Regions from separate parts of the Homo sapiens genome. Here region 2 is linked to region 1. Evidence: read pairs that join two places in POLR2A ChIA-PET (ENCODE). Cell type or tissue: OCI-LY7. All regions are shown on one strand. Links, peaks and the distances in the headings refer to the core of each region. The heading gives the core; the rest is flanking DNA. Region 1 holds the start of ARL5C (ARF like GTPase 5C). Region 2 holds the start of LOC124904107 (U6 spliceosomal RNA).

Evidence for each region. ChIA-PET counts read pairs that join two places held together with the same protein. Peaks named below come from ENCODE experiments on the same cell type or tissue, not always from the same donor. Only the 100,000 strongest peaks of a DNase experiment are listed, where the experiment ranks them.
Region 2: POLR2A ChIA-PET joins it to region 1 with 6 read pairs; 2 of 35 experiments call an interaction of 5 or more read pairs at or near these places.

What each region holds. Positions count from the first base shown.
Region 1 is chr17:39,165,059-39,173,493 of GRCh38, reverse strand. It overlaps ARL5C (ARF like GTPase 5C), which reads left to right and starts at 7,333. Exons shown (of 6, transcript NM_001143968.1): 1 at 7,333-7,779; 2 at 8,355-8,415. The coding sequence starts at 7,734. CACNB1 (calcium voltage-gated channel auxiliary subunit beta 1) reads left to right here. Exons shown (of 14, transcript NM_000723.5): 14 at 1-41. RefSeq lists enhancers at 6,903-7,704, 7,705-8,435. In OCI-LY7, for the core only: no CTCF peak of the experiment used is centred there; DNase peaks (open chromatin) are centred at 273, 3,243, 5,763, 6,383 and 1 weaker place; H3K4me3 peaks cover 2,919 bases; H3K27ac peaks cover 6,326 bases.
Region 2 is chr17:39,476,699-39,485,133 of GRCh38, reverse strand. All of the region lies in intron 2 of CDK12 (cyclin dependent kinase 12), which reads right to left. LOC124904107 (U6 spliceosomal RNA) reads left to right here and starts at 2,546; the gene lies at 2,546-2,648. In OCI-LY7, for the core only: no CTCF peak of the experiment used is centred there; no DNase peak of the experiment used is centred there.

The sequences.
Region 1 (8,435 bases), core at 58-8,057:
CACTGGTGCAATGTCTTAAATACACATGACTGTTTTTCTGCTCTTGTGGCATCACTGTGCCCCAACACCTCAGGAGAGGGAGGGGCTGAGCTTCTGGCTCCACTAATGCCCCCCTCGTTCCTGCTAACCAGCTTTGGGGACAGGGAGGCAGACTACTTGTGGGGGCAGGTCAGAGAAAATCAGGGATTCTGCCAGTCCCAGACTGAAAGTCAGCAGGTGAGTGTACCCATTCCTCCCATCCCCAGCTGGCAGGATGTGGACTTCTGACAGTTACTGCAACCACCTGTGTCCTGCCTCACACAGTACCCTCAAACTATTTCCCCTCCCTCCTGGTTCTTTTTCTTTTTTTTTTTTTGAGATGGAGTTTTGCTCTTGTCGCCCAGGCTGAAGAGTGCAGTGGCGCGATCTCGGTTCACTGCAACCTCCGCCTCCCAGGTTCAAGTGATTCTCCTGCCTCAGCCTCCCGAGTAGCTGGGACTACAGGCACCTGCCACCACGCCTGGCCAATTTTTGTATTTTTAGTTGAGACAGGGTTTCACCATGTTGGCCAGGCTCCTGATCTCAGGTGATCCACCCACCTTGGCCTCCCAAAGTGCTGGGATTACAGGCATGAACCACTGTGCCCACCCTGGTTCTTGTTTTTTGTGCTGGTCGCCGTGGAGGACTAAAATTCCTGAGTCCGCTACCTGAGTGCTGAGGCCCAACATGAGTGAGTGTGTGTGTGTGTGTGTGTGTGTGTGTGTGTGTGTGTGTGTAGGGCAAAAGACATCCCCCAAGACCCTACAGATGAGGAGTTAGTGGATCAAAGGAAAGGGAAACTGGGCAGGCCCAGAGGTCAAGTGGCTGACCCCAGTTCCCTGGGGGAGCCAATGGCAAAGTTGATGAGAGCCTAGTCTCTGCCTCCCAGCATAGTGCATTTCCCACTGCCTTCCTACAGAATCATTCATTCCTGTGTTTCTTCCTTGAACAAATGTTTATTGAGCACCTCCTATGTACCAGGCACAAGTCTACGTAGGGGCCATAGATTATTTCAGCACAGCATAATGTGCTCTCTGCTGTGGGAGCACTGGGTACTGTGGGAGCATTGGGTACTGTGGGAACCTGAAAGAGGGGTTAGTCCCATAACCTGGGGAGGTCAGCTGAGGCTTCCTGGCAGAGGTGAGGCTTGAGTAGAATCTGGAAGCATGGTTAGCAGACAAATGGGGAAAGTGTTCAAGGCAGAGAAAGCAGGGGACATGCATGACATATTCTTGGCACCTCACCACCAAAGTGTGCTCTCAAGGTGAATTGGCAGGAGCAGGTCACAGTGGGCCTTGAGTCATGTTAAGGAGTTTGGGCTTTGTCCTGAAGCTCGTATGCAGAAATGGAAGGATTGTAAGCAATTAGCAAGATTGCTTTGTTTGCAGTTTGGCGCATAGATTGGAAGGCCTAGCTTAGAAACAGCTGTGATAATCCAGGTGCGAAAGGAGGGTTTGCCTTACGCCACAGCAGTGGGACTGGAAGGGAGGCAAAGAGGCCAGAGAGATCTAGCAGTTAGATGGCCGGGCTTGGTGGCTTATGCCTGTAATCCCAGCACTTTGGGAGGCTAAGGGGACAGGAATGCTTGAGCCCAGGAGTTTTAGACTAGTTTATGCAACATAGTGAGACCCACCTTTTTACAAAAAATTTTAAAAATTAGCTGCGTGTGTAGTCCCAGCTATTCGGGAGGCTGTGATAGGGAGGCTGAGGTATGGTGGATCTCTTGAGCCCAGGAAGTCAAGGCTGCAGTGAGCTATGATCACACCACTGCACTCCAGCCTGGATGACAGAGCGAGACCGTGTCTCAATAAAGAAATTAAATTAATAAATAAATGTTAGCATCTTGAGCTCTTGGAGAGCAAGTGGAGGCGGCTGATAAGAGAAAGGAAGGTGAGGCCGGGCACGGTGGCTCACGCCTGTAATCCCAGCACTTTGGGAGGCCGAGGTGGGTGGATCACAAGGTCAGGAGTTTGAGACCAGCCTGGCCAACATGGTGAAACCCCATCTCTACTAAAAATACAAAAATTAGCCAGGCGTGGTGGCGGCGCCTATAATCCCAGCTACTCGGGAGGTGAGGCAGGAGATTTACTTGAACCTGGGAGGCGGAGGTTGTGGTGAGCTGAGGTCACACCACTTCACTCCAGCCTGGGTAACAGAGGGAGACTCCGTCTAAAAAAAAAGAAAAAAAAAAAAAAAAGAGAGAGAAAGAGAGGTGGCCAGGTGTGGTGGCTCATGTCTGTAATCCCAGCACTTTGGGAGGCCGAGGCGGGCGGATCACCTGAGGTCAGGGGTTCAAGACCAGTTTGGCCAACATGGCAAAACCCTGTCTCTACTAAAAATACAAAAATCAGCCGGGTGCAGTGGCACACGCCTCCAGCTACTCTGGAGGCCAAGCAGGAGAATCGCTTGAACCCAGGAGGCGAGGCTGTGGTGAGCTGAGATCACACCACTGCACTCCAGCCTGGGTGACAGAGCAAGACTCTGTCTTAAAAAAAAAAAAAAAAAAAAAAAAAAGGGAGTGACTGCTGATGGTGGTCTTCTCAGCAAAAGCAGGTAAAAAAAAACAAAGAAGTTAGGGGCAGAAGTGATCAGTCCATCTTTGGTCAAAGTGGGTTTGAGGTGCCTGTGGGACATTCAAGAAGAGAAGCAGAGGCTGGGCGTGCTGGCTTGTGCCTGTAATCCCAGCACTTTGGGAGGACCAAGTGGGCAGATCAATTGAGGTCAGGAATTCGAGACCAGACTGGGCAACATGGTGAAACCTCATCTCTACTGAAAATACAAAAATTACCTGGGTGTGGTCGTGGGCGCCTGTAATCCCAGCTACTCAAAGGCTGAGGCAGGAGAATTGCTTGAACTCGGGAGGTGGAAGTTGCAGTAACTGAGAACACGCCACTGCACTCCAGCCTGGGTGACAGAGCGAGACTCTATCTCAAAAAAAAAAAAAAAAAAAAGAGAGAGAAGAGGAAAAGACAGCTGGGTACATGGTCTGGAGCTCCACAGAGAGGTCTGGAGTAGAGTCTGATGTTTTGAATCAATGTCAGGTATTATTAACTCCAGTTTACAAAGTTCAGAGAGGTTAAACTATTTGACCACAGTTATACAGCCATGAGGCAAGGATTTGAACTCAGATATATAGATGTCAAGTTCTGTGGTGCCTTTGACCCCCAAGTTCAGTGCTAATTCCCTTGTCCCAGGATGCATCAGCTTCTGCAAGCGGGGGCTGGGGGTTTGAGAAGGAGGAAGCAGGTGTCTGAGTGTATTTGTGCCCCATGTGCCTTCTGCCTGAAATTGCATTTGCAGCCCGGACACGGTGGCTCATACCTGTAATCCCAGCACTTTGGGAGGTCGAGGTGGGTGGATCACTTGCGGTCAGGAGTTCGCAACCAGCCTGGCCAACATGGTGAAACCTCATCTCTACTAAAAATACAAAAATTAGCCAGGCGTGGTGGTGGGTGCCTGTAATACCAGCTACTTGGGAGGCTGAGGCAGGAGAATCGCTTGAACCCAGGAGGGGGAGGTTGCAGTGAGCTGAGATGGAGCCACTACACTACAGCCTGGGCGATGGAGGGAGACTCTGTCTAAAAAAAAAAAAAAAAAAGAGAGAAAAGAAATTGCATTTGCCTGGAACTTGCAGGAAAGGCATTTCTAGCTGGCTTGGAGATAGCGAGAGATGGGGGCAGATTCTTGTTTCTTGGTAATCAGAAGCTCTCAATTAACTCTGGCTACACCATCAGCAAGTTAGTGGTTGTCCATGTGTGAGGATTTCGACAACCATGAAGTCAGCTGAGACCAGGCAGGAACTGAGGGACTGGGGACTTCTGCTACCTGGGACCCTTTGTTTCCTTCCCTGACTAGCTGCTCCTGTTTTTGCAGTGGGTTCTGTCCCAGAATGAGGTGATGTGGGAGAGGCCCAGGTCCTACATGTGGCTTAAGGTTTCCACTGTTCTACACTAAAGAGAACTAGGCTGAGGCCACCATGGTCCAGGGACAAGGGGCTGTCCCAGTTCAGTATCTTAGAGAAAAATTTTGTCTTAGCTCCAATAATCTTTTTGTGTCCGGAGTTGGTTCCTGCTGGTGGGGTTCGTGGTCTCGCTGACTTCAAGAATGGAGCCGCGGACCTTCGCGGTGAGTGTTACAGCTCTTAAAGATGGCACGGACACAAAGATTAAGCAACAGCAAGATTTATTGTAAAGAGCAAAAGAATGCAATAGAACTAAAGCTTCCACAGCGTGGAACGGGACCCGAGCACATTGCTGCTACTGGCTGGGAGGTGGCCAGCTTTTATTCCCTTATTGGCCCCGCCCATGTTCTGTTTCTGTCCTATCGGAGTGCGCTTTTTTCTTTTTCTTTTTTTTTCCTTTCTTTTCTTTTCTTTCTTTTTTTTTTTTTTTTTTTTTTTTTTGAGATGGAGTCCCACTGTGTTGCCCAGGCTGGAGTGCAATGGCGCGATCTCGGCTCACTGCAACCTCTGCCTCCCGGGTTCAAGCAATTCTCCTGCCTCAGCCTCCTGAGTAGCTGGGATTACAGGTGGGCACTACCACGCCCAGCTAATTTTTGCATTTTTAGTAGAGATGGGGTTTCACCATGTTGGTCAGGCTGGTCTCGAACTCCTGACCTCGTGATCTGCCCCCCTCGGCCTCCCAAAGTGCTGGGATTACAGGCCCGAGCCACTGCACCCTGCCAGAGTGCCCTTTTTTTCAATCCTCCCTGTGATTGGCTACTTTTAGGATCCTGCTGATTGGTGCGTTTTACAGAGTGCTGATTGGTGCATTTTCCAGAGCACTGATTGGTGCATTTTACAATCCTCTTGCTAGCTACAGAGCACTGATTGGTGCGTTTTTACAGAGCACTGATTGGTGCATTTTACAATCCTCTTGCTAGCTACAGAGCGCTGATTGGTGCGTTTTACAATCCTCTTGTAAGACAGAAAAGTTCTCCAAGTCCCCGCTCGACCCAGGAAGTCCAGCTAGGTTCACCTCTCATTTTCTTCAGAGAAGGGTGCCTTGCTTTCTTTCTAAATCAGGCCTTCCTACTGTCTCTCAGAGGGGTGTGTGTGTGTGTATCTGTCTCTCTCTCTAGACCACAAGCTCCATAAAGACCCAGACTGGGAATGGGAGCAGTGGCTCATACCTGTAATCCCAGCACTTTGGGAGGCTGAGGCGGGAGATTGTTTGAGTCCAGGAGTTGGAGACCAATGGCGAAGCCCATCTCTACAAAAAAAAAAAAAAAAAAAAAATAGCTGGGAGTGGTGGCTTTCACCTCTACTCCCAGCTACTCAGGAAGCTGAGGTGGGAGGATCACTTGAGCCTGGGAGGTTGAGGCTGCAGTGAGCCGCGATCCTGCCACTGGACTCCAGCCTGGGTGACAGAGCAAGGTTCTGTCTCAAAAAAACAAAACAAAACAAAACAAAACAAAAACATAAACACCTGGACTAGGTCTGTTTTGTCTACTTCATGTATTTCCTGGCTCATATTTGTCAAATGAATGAATGAACGAATGAATGCTTCTTAAGATCCAGGTCCTGGGCCTCAAAGTGGAGGCAGATCTTCTCGTCTGTTTTTCTATTTTCTTTTCTTTTTTTTTTCTTCTTTTCTCTTTTAATTATTATTTTTTTTAATCAGGCAGCTTCCAGAGCCAGAGTATGCTCAGAGAGATGCCCTCTCCTTGTCTGTTTACTGAATGTGTTTCCAGCTTGCAGAGTGTTACTTTCAATTCTGCAAAGAGGAGGTGGGGAGGGCAGCATGCACTAAGATGTTCCTCCCCGCATCCCACTAACCCCAGGAAACAGATGGTAAAATGCTTAAGACACTGCTGCTTCCCTCAGCACCCTTGGTGCCCCACCCCCCAGCCCCAGACTTGGCTCCTTCTCTCCTAAGGCTGAAATGCAATCAGCCCAGATGGGCTCTGGCAGTCAACTCTATCCTTCTAACTCTGGGCACCAAGCAGGGTGGGATGAAAGTCTGTATTTAGTCAGCTATTTTCCTTCTTCTTCCCGCAAACTTCCCAGCCTTCCTCAATCCTCTTAAACTTGTGTTCACATTCCTTTTTTAATACTCCAAGTGCCATTTCTCAGGCTGTAGCTTAACTCATTCTACATCAGTCTGACAGCAACACATTCCTCCTGTGTGCAGGGTTCTGGACCAGGCAGGGAGTGATTGGGCTGGCGGGGGAGGTCATATGCTGGTTAACAATATATGAATCCCACCCTGGTACTCACAGTTGATGGGAGGAAACAGACTTGCCCGTCTATAAGCCCAGTGTAGGGAGAAGCCCCATGTGGCTGGAGAACCAAGTCAGGGCTGGGGAAGCAGGTGGCTTTTATGGCAGGGCAGCTAATGGGTCTCAGGCATTCTCCTTTCTGAGAAGGTGAAAGGCACTCAAGGAGGAAATGCAGAAGCAAAGGCACCATCAGAAAGAGCCAGGCATGTATAGGCAGGAACCAGTAGATACAGAGCCTGGGAGATAAACCTGTGAAGGCAGGTGGGGGCTGTTCGTGGAAGCTCTTGAATGTCAAGTGGAGACTGATCTGAATCCAGTGAGCAATAGGGAGCCATTGAAGATCTATGAGCTGGGGGAGTTACAGACCCTGAGCTGTGCTTTAGGAAGGTTAATAGGGGCCATGGAGAGGATGCCTTGGGAAAGGAGAGGAAGATGCAGGGAGACCAGTTAGAAAGTTGTTACCTTAATGGAGGGTTGTTACCTTAGTGGAGGCTGCAGGAAGGCAGTACAGTCGGGTGGAAGGAGCTGGCTCCCTGGTGTGTTGGCTGGATCTCCTGCTAACCATTCCTGCAGCCTGAGGGCACGTTGCCTTTTGGACTTCTCCTTTTGTTATCTGATTTTTTGTTTTTTTCCCCCCAGCTTAAGCAAAGAAAGAAATTCACAAGCAACAGCAGGAAACTCCACCTTCCATTCCCTCCTCAGGCCTGGCCTCCTGGTTCTCTGTTGGCCCATGTACTCCTCTGCCAGGTATCTGGGGCCTCTCTGCAGGGTCTCCAGCCGGAGGATCTCTCTTCATGCTCCATCCTTGTCTTCAGGCGCCCACTTTTGGGGATCAGGAAGCTGTGCCTGGGCAGTAGGTTTGTCCGTGAATTGTAGGAGTACTGATTTATCCTAGAAGTTGCCAAGCATCAAGGGGAGACCCTGCCCTTCCCCAGGGGAATGCAATTTGAGTGGGCCCACAAGACCCACGCTAGTGAACCAACTGCACATCTGTGGAGGGTTGGAATATTCTCCCAGCTCAGAGAGGATCGGTGAGCCCTGTCTGTACTACACAGCTGGTAGGTACAGAAAGTGGGTCGCCTGGGGTTTTGCTTCAGTCTAGTGCCCTAGACATGGCACTCAGAGGAGGGAGAGCTGGGATCCGGTTCCGCGCGCAGTGCTGAGTCTCCCCTGATTTGCGGTAGTGGAGCAGTCCACCCGGAGAACTCAGGAGTTTTCGCAGGGCGAGGGGGAGGGCTGGAGCCTGGAACCCCCATATTCCTTGCACCTCTTGGGCCCGGGACAGGCAGCCCTTAGTCACTGGGGTGTCCATAGTGCCCACGAAGGGCCAGCGTCCCAGAGGGTTCCCAGGTCAGGTTGGTGACGTGTGGGGCTTCCCTAACTTCGTAGGCAAAATCTGCCAGACCCTCCCGGGGGAGCGGAGCTCCGAATACCAGGGCCGACTCCGCTCCTGAGGCCGCTGAGCCCTCCTGCACCTGTCCGGCCCGGGAAGTGCCATGGGACAGCTGATCGCCAAGTTAATGAGCATCTTCGGGAACCAGGGTAAGGGGCGCACAGGGCATCCAAGCGAGCGCTTTGATCTCGCCCTCTTCTGGGACTCCTCTGATCTGTGGTCGGACGCACGGGGGGACCTCGGGCTCCGAGGGTCGTATATGGGCGCTCCTCGACTGCCCCGCGGCCTCCCCTGCCCCCGTCCCTGCCTGCTCCTCTTGGGTCCCGGCGCTTCGGTGCGCCCCAGGACGCAAAGCTGGGCGACCCTCCTTTCTCCCCGCTAAACGGAGCCAGCGGCGGGGATGGGGGGCTGCTGCGAGTTTCCTGCGATTGTGACTTCGCGTTATGCTCTTTCTCTAAACACCGTCTCTTGGCAAGCCCCGAAGCGCCCCGGGCCTTTCAGACACTTTTCTGGAATGTGAAGGGAGGTGGGGGCTCAGCTGTCTTTTCCACCGTCCCGGAGTGGGGCAGGTGTCGGAGCTGGGTGGGAAGCAGACGCGGTACGGTGGGCAGAGGTCCCCAGCCTGCGGGGAGCGCTATCTCCTTCCTGGGAGGTCTGGTGGGGGCACACAGTCCCTTGGTCTTCGGGTTTGGCCCTGACGCTGCCCTTCCTCCGACGCTTCCAGAGCACACGGTCATCATCGTGGGACTGGACAATGAAGGAAAGACCACCATTCTCTACCGGTTGTAAGTGACTCTCGGGCGGG
Region 2 (8,435 bases), core at 276-8,275, 310 kb before region 1:
CAGTGGCGCGATCTCAGCTCACTGCAAGCTCCGCCTCCTGGGTTCACGCCATTCTCCTGCCTCAGCCTCCCGAGTAGCTGGGACCACAGGCACCCACCATCACGCCTGGCTAATTTTTTGTATTTTTAGTAGAGACGGGGTTTCACCATGTTAGCCAGGATGGTCTCGATCTCCTGACCTCGTGATCCGCCCGCCTCGGCCTCCCAAAGTTCTGGGATTACAGGCGTGAGCCACCGCACCCGGCCTGAGTGTTTCAAATTTTTAAAATTTTTAGATTTTGGATTATTTGCATTATACTGGATGAGCATATTCAATGCAAAAATCTGAATACTGAAATGCTCCAATGAGCATTTCCTTTGAGTATCATGTCAGCGCTAAAAATGTTCCTGATTTTGGAGGATTTCTAGATTTTTGGATTAGGGATATTGAACATGTATGAAAAATGTATACTGCTTCTAAAATATTACATTTTTAGCATGTTTATTTCAAGACAGAATGAGTATTTGATAGGTTATGTCCTACCAGTTCAGGATATACAATTTGAATAGAGGTCAAATCCTGTTTCAGTAAATTCCAATGTACTAAAAACCTTGAAAATTTAATGACAGCCTCAAAACTACAATGCTTAACATTATCACCTTTAGCATAGGACACTCAGTATTATAAAGGGTTGCGGACATGTGGTACATGCAAAGTGAGTCTATCATAGGGGAGCAGATACTATACATCACAGTCATTACTTGAAAAGTCACTACCAGGAAGCGCTGATGTACCCTAACTATATCAGTATTTCCTAGTTCCCCATTTATACCTATACACAAATTCACATGTGGTAATTAGGTTTCATAATACATGTGTAATTTAAAAACCTACCAAGCTCTAGGACTGCCAAACTTTTAGAATATGAATAGTATTTTGGAATCTGAACTGAATCTGTGGGTGTAATGGAAACACTTCTAATAAAAATACTGTTAATAAAAAAAGAATATAGACCAGGAATGGTGACTACGGCCTGTAGTCCCAGCTCTTTGGAATGCCGAGGTAGGCATATCACTTAAGGCCAGGAGTTTGAGACCAGCATGGCCAACATGGTGAAACCCTGTCTCTTCTAAAAATACAAAAACTTAGCCAAGTGTGGTAGCTCATGCCTGTAATCCCAGCCACTTGGGAAGTTGAGGCATGAGAATCACTTGAACCTGGAGGCAGCAGTTGCAGTGAGCCAAGATCATGCCACTGCACTCCAGCCTGGGCAACAGAGCAAGATCCTGTCTCAAACAAAAAAAAAAGAAAAAATATAAAATTTATAAATATTTACGCCAGGGGTGGTGGCTCACGCCTGTACTCTCAGCACTTTGGGAGGCCAAGGTAGGCGGATCATGAGAGTAAGAATCCGCCTCAAAAAATAAATAAATAAATAAATAAATAAATAAATAAATAAATAAATTGTAACTGTTTAAAAAACACTAAATTTTTCAATGAGATAATTTGCCCATTTTAACAGCGTAAACTACTTTAAATATAATCCTTTATCTCCTTCCCCTTGAAGTTGGTTGTTTAAAACATGATTTCAGACCAGGCACGGTGGCTCATGCCTGTAATCCTAGCACTTTAGAAGGCCAAGGAAGGTGTATTCCTTGTGTCTAGGAGTTCTACTACCCTGGACAACACAGTCAAACTCCATCTCTACAAAAAAGTACAAAAATTAGCCAGGCATGATGGCACGTGCCTGTAGTCCAAGCTACTTGAGAGGCTGAGGTGGAAAGATCGCTCCAGCCTAGCAGGTAGAGGATACTGTGAGCTGTGCACAGGCCACTGAACTCCAGCATGGGCGACAAAGGGAAAACTTGTCTCTTAAAAAAAAAAAAGAAAAGAAACAGTGATTTCACCACTATTTACAAACTTTTATCAAAAATTTAGTTGAGCCAGGGCGAGGTGGCTCACGCCTGTAATGCCAGCACTTTGGGAGGCCAAGGCGGGTGGATCACTTGAGGACAGGAGTTCGAGACCAGCCTGACCAACATGGTGAAACCCCGTCTCTACGAAAAATACAAAAATTAGCCAGGCGTGGTGGCACAAGCCTGTAACCCCAGCTATTCAGGAGACTGAGGCAGCAGAATCACTTAAATCCAGGAGGCGAAGGTTGCAGTGAGCCGAGATCATGCCACTGTACTCCAGCCTAGAGGACAGAGTGAGACTCCGTTTCAAAAAAAAAAAAAAAAAAAAATTTAGTTGAGGCAGGCATAGTGGCTCTCACCTGTAATCCCAGCACTTTGAAAGGCTGAGGCAGGTGGATTGTTTGAGGCCAGGAGTTAGATAACAGCCTAGCCAATATGGCATAACCCCTCTCTACTAAAAATACAAAGATCAGCCAAGCATGGTGGCACATGCCTGTAATCCCAGCTGCTTGGGAGGCTAAGGCACAAGAATTGTTTGAACCTGGGAGGCGTAGGTTGCAGTGAGCTGAGTTCATACCACAGCACTCCAGCCTGGGTGACAGAGAGACACTCTGCCTCAAAAAAAAAAAAAAAAAAAAATGTAGTTGATTGTTCACTTTGGCAGCACATACACTAAAACCGTAACAATACAGAAAAGATTATCATGGCCCCTGCACAAAGATGACACAAATTCGTGAAGTGTTCCCTAAAAAAAAAAGTTTAGTTAAGTACATAAAAAATGGAAACCAAGCATCCCATTCTACTAGGAAAATCCTGGTTCATTTGGAGTTTACTGAACTTATAGAGATACAGCCTTTAAAAATAATGTAGACTCCCCTGAAGTTCAGTACGCTCCAAATGAACAAGGCTATTAGAAAAACAGAGCAAGGCCAGGTGCGGTAGCTCAGGCCTGTAATCCTAGCACTCTGAGAGGCCGAGGCGGGTGGATCACCTGAGGTCAGGAGTTCAAGACCACCTTGGCCAAAATGGTGAAACCCCATCTCTATTAAAAACACAAAATTAGCAGGGTGTGGTGGCACACGCCTGTAATCCAGCTACTCAGGAGGCTGAGGCAGGAGAATTGGTTGAACCCAGGAGGTGGAGGTTGCAGTGAGTGGAGATCACAACACTGCACTCCAGCCTGGGCTAAAAAAAGCGAAACTCTGTTAAAAAAAAAAAAAAAAGGCAAGCCAGGCTCATGCCTGTAATCCCAGCACTTTGGGAGGCCGAGGCGGGCAGATCACAAGGTCAGGAGTTTGAGACCAGCCTGGCCAACCTGGTGAAACCCCATCTCTACTAAGGATACAAAAAATTAGCCAGGCATGGTGGCGCTTGCCTGTAATCCCAGCTACTTGGGAGGGTGAGGCAGGAGAATCACTTCAACCCGGGAGGCGGAGGTTGCAGTGTGCCGAGATAGTGCCATCGCAGTCCAGCCTGGGCAACAGGATGAGACTTTGTCAAAAAAAAAAAAGAAAAAAGAAAAGAGAAAGAGAGAGAGAGAGAGAGAGAGAGAGAGAGAGAGAGAGAGAGAGAGAGAGAGAGAGAGAGAGAGAGAGAGAGAGAGAGCGCGCGAGCGAGCAAGCACATAAGTGCTGGGCGCAGTGGCTCACACGTGTAATTCCAGCACTTTGGAAGACCAAGGTGGGCAGACTGCTTGAGCTCAGGAGTTCGAGACCAGCCTGTGCAACATGGCAAAACTTGGTCTCTACCAAAAATGTAAAAAAAAAAACAGCCGGGCATGGCTTGTGATTGTAGTCCCAGCTACTCAGGAGGCTGAGGCCAGGAGGTGGAGATTGCAGTGAGGCAAGATCACGCCAGTGTACCCCAGCCTGGGTGACAGTGAGATTCTGCCACAAAAAAAAAAAAAAAAGAGAAAGAAGAAAAGAAGACTTTAAAAATTCTATATGGTTAACTGAAATTTCTTTTTTTTTTTTCTTTTTTTTTTTGAGACGGAGTTTCGCTCTTGTTGCCCAGGCTGGAGTGCAATGGCGTGATCTCGGCTCACCGCAACCTCCGCCCCCCGAGTTCAAGGGATTCTCCTGCCTCAGCCTCCCAAGCAGCTGGGATTACAGGCATGGGCCACCAAACCCTGCTTATTTTGTACTTTTAGTAGAGACGGGGTTTCTCCATGTTGGCCAGGCTGGTCTCCAACTCCCGACCTCAGGTGATCCGCCGGCCTCGGCCTCCCAAAGTGCTGGGATTACAGGCGTGATCCACCACTCCCGGCTGGTTAACTGAAATTTCTAAGAAAAGTATACAGATGATCTACTTAAGGCAGAAATATATCCATTAATAGCTATGGTCATGTAGATTGTACTATGTTGGACGTGGGCTGCCTTGCTTCTTGAAATCAAGAATTATAGACCACAAATGAGAAAGGCTTTTGAAATACCATTAGCTGAATTCACTCTTGCATTTGATACCTGAGCTAGTACACTCCTATTCAAAATACATGTTTGAAAGAAAAGAAAAGTTTCGGCTGGGCGTGCTGGCTCACACCTGTAATCCCAGCACTTTGGGAGGCCAAGGCAGGTGGATCACTTGAGGTCAGAGGTTCGAGATCAGCCTGGCCAACGTGGTGAAACCCTCTCTCTACTACACATACAAAAAATTAGTTGGAATCCCAACTACTTGGGAGACTGAGGAAGGTGGATCGCTAGAACCCAGGAGGCAGAGGTTGCAGTGAGCTGAGATCGCACCATTGCACTCCAGCCTGGGCAACTAGCAAAACTCTCAAAAAAACAAAACAAAACAAAAAAAAAACTAGCTGGGCATGGTGGTACATGCCTGTAATCCTAGCTACTTGGGAGGGTGACGCAGGAGAATCACTTGGGATTCAGAGATGGAGATGGAGGTTACAGTGAGCCAAGATCACGCCACTGCACTCCAGCCTGGACGACAAAGTAAGACTCTGTCTCGGAAAAAAAAAAAAAAAGTAAAGTTTCATTCTTTTCCCAAAATGACACTAAATCCTCTAGGCTGGACACGGTGGCTCGCGCCTATATCCCAGCACTTTGGGAGGCCCAGATGAGTGGATCACATGAAGTCAGGAGATTGCAATCAGCCTGGGAAAGATGGTAAAACCCCGTCTCTACTAAAAATATAAAAATTAGCTAGGCGTGATGGCGGGGGCCTATAATCCCAGCTACTCAGGCAGCTGAGGCAGGAAAATCGCTTGAACCCAGGAAGTGGAGGTTGCAGTCAGCCGAGATCACGCCATTGCACTCCAGCCTGGGCAACAAGAGCAAAACTCTGTCTTAAAAAAAAAAAAAAAAGCCAGTGCAGTGACTCACGCCTGTAATCCCAGGACTTTGGGAGGCCAAGGTGGGTGGAGCACCTGAGGTCAGGAATTTCAGACCAACCTGGCCAACATGAGGAGACCCTGTCTCTACTAAAAATACAAAAATTAGCCAGGCATGGTGGTGAGCACCTATAGTCTCAGCTACTTGGGAGGCTGAGGCAGGAGAATTGCTTGAACCCGAGAGGCGGAGATTACAGTGAGCCGAGATCATGCCACTGCATCCTAGCCTGGGCAACAGAGCAAGACTCTGTCTCGGGGGAAAAAAACAAAAAACAAAACAAAACAAAAAAAAACAGACAAATCCTCTAATGTAAGCTTTATGTTCTTTATGTGCACACTGACTTCTTTTACAAGTCCACTGTCATTTCACACAAGCCCTGATCCTGGCTCCATTAGAAGTTTTATTTACCCATCAATTAAAATAACCAACATTACTAATTGCATTCTGTATTCCACCCACAACATACTAAAAATGATGTGTAAGTCACATTCTCAACATTATGCTGCTGCAGTCTCGAGTGAGAAGATAAAACAGAGAATATAAGTGAGCTCCTTACAAAACTTTTAGATTTTTTTTTTTTTTTTTTTTTCAGACGGAGTCTCGCTCTTGTCGCCCAGGCTCGAGTGCAGTGGCATGATCGCGGCTCACTGCAAGCTCCGCCTCCCGGGCTCATGCCATTCTCCTGCCTCAGCCTCCCGAGCTGCTGGGACTACAGGGGCCCGCCACCATGCCCGGCTAATTTTTTGTATTTTTAGTAGAGACGGGGTTTCATCGTGTTAGCCAGGATGGTCTCGATCTCCTGACCTCGTGATCTGCCCGCCTCAGCCTTCCAAAGTGCTGGGATTACAGGTGTGAGCCACCGCACCCGGCCATTAGATTTCTTTCTAAAAAGCTTTCCTATGTAAAAATTACTTTTCATGTCAAAGATAGGAGCAGCTGGTACATGGATATGGAGCAGCTGGTACATGGATATAGCAGCACACACACACATACAAAATAGAAACAGAAACACATCATGAATTTAAAATAAAAAAATAAAATTGATAATGGAAGACATCCTCATCTCATTTTCTTTGATACAACATCTCACTGTTATCCAGGCTAGAGTGCAGTGGTGCGATCATGGCTCACTGTAGCTCTGACCTTCCAGGCTCCAGTAATCATCCCACCTCAGTCTCCCAAGTAGCTCAGACCACAGGTGCATGCTATCATGCCTTTTCTTGTTTAATGGTAGAAACAGGGTCTGGCTATGTAGCCTAAAACACATGGGCTCAAACAAGCCTCTTGCCTTGGCCTCCCAAAGGGCTGGGATTATAGGAGTGAGCCACAGCACCTGGTCTATTTCCGTTTTTCTACCTTTAATAATTTATTTATATGTAGAATACTGATAATAATCATGGCCAGGGCTGGGCACGTTGGCTCATGCTTCCAATCCCAGCACTATGGGAGGCCAAGGCAGGTGGATCACCTAAGGTCAGGAGTTCGGGACCAGCCTGGATGACATGATGAAACCCTGTCTCTACTAAAAATACAAAAAAATTATCCGGATATGGTGGCATGCGCCTGTAGTCCCAGCTACTGGGGAGGCTGAGGCAGGAGAGTCATGTGAACCCCAGAGGCAGAAGTTGCAGTGAGCTGAGATTGAGCCACTGCACTCCAGCTTGAGTGACAGCAGGAATCCATCTCAAAAAAAAAAATAATGGCCAAACTCAGTGGCTCACACATGTAATGCCAGCATTTAGGGATGCCAAGGTGGAAGGATCACATGAGTTGAGGAGTTTGGGACAAACCTGGGCAACATAGCAAGACCCCGTCTCTTAAAAAAAAAAAAAAAGAGGTGGAGGAGGAGATGGCTAAAAAAAAAAAAAATCATGTTTAAAAATAATTAGATGGGCCCGGTGCAGTGGCTCATGCCTGTAATCCCAGCACTTTGGGAGGCCGAGGCAGGCAGACCCCGAAGTCAGGAGTTCAAGACCAGCCTGGTCAATGTAGTGAAACCCCGTCTCTACTAAAAATACAAAAATAGGCGGGGTGCAGTGGCTCACGCCTGTAATCCCAGCACTTTGGGAGGCCAAGGTGGGCAGATCACGAGGTCAGGAGATCGAGATCATCCTGGCTAACACGGCGAAACCCCATCTCTACTAAAAAATACAAAAAATTAGCTGGGCGTGGTGGCAGGCGCCTGTAGTCCCAGCTACTCGGGAGGCTGAGGCAGAAGAATAGCGTGGACCCAGGAGGTGGAGCTTGCAGTGAGCCAAGATCGAGCCACTGCACTCCAGCCTGGGCGACAGAGCAAGACTCTGACTCAAAAAAAAAAAAAAAATAAATAATAAATAAATAAAAATAAAAATACAAAAATTAGCTGGGCACAGTGGCTCACGTCTGTAATCCCAGCACTTTGGGAGGCCAAGGTGGGTGGATCACCTGAGGTCAGGAGTTCGAGACCAGCCTGACCAACACAGTGAAACCCCGTCTCTACTAAAAATACAAAAAAATGAGCTGGGCATGGTGGCATGCGCCTGTAGTCCCAGCTACTTGGGAGGCTGAGGCAGGAAAATCGCTTGAACCCAGGAGGTGGAGGTTGTGGTGAGCCAAGATCGCGCCACTACACTCCAGCCTGGGCAACAGGGTGAGACTCACTCCAGCCTGGGCAACAGTGAGACTCCAGACTTCATCTAAAACAAAAACAAAAATAAAAACACTACAAAAATTAGCCAGACATGGTGGCACACACCTGTAGTCCCAGCTACTCAGGAGGCTGAGGCAGGAGAATCGCTTGAACCCTGGTGGTGGAGGTTGTGGTGAGCCAAGATGGCACCACTGCACTCCAGCCTGGGCAACAGAGTGAGACTGTCTCAAAAAATAATAATAATAATTAGATTAGGGCTGGACTTGGTGGTTCACGCCTGTAATTCCAGCACGTTGGAAGCCCGAGGCAGGTGGATCATTTAAGGTCAGGAGTTTGTAACCAACATGGTGAAACCCCCATCTCTAATAAAAATACACAAATTAGCCAGGCGTGGTGGTGGGCACCCGTAATCCAAGCTACTCAGGAGGCTAAGGCAGGAGAATCGCTTGAACTTGGGAGGCGGAGGTTGCGTGAGCTGAGATTGCCCCATTGCACTCCAGCCTGGGCGACAGAGCAGAACTCTGTCTCAAAAAAAAAAAAAAAAAAAAAAAAAAAAAGGCAGGCATGGTG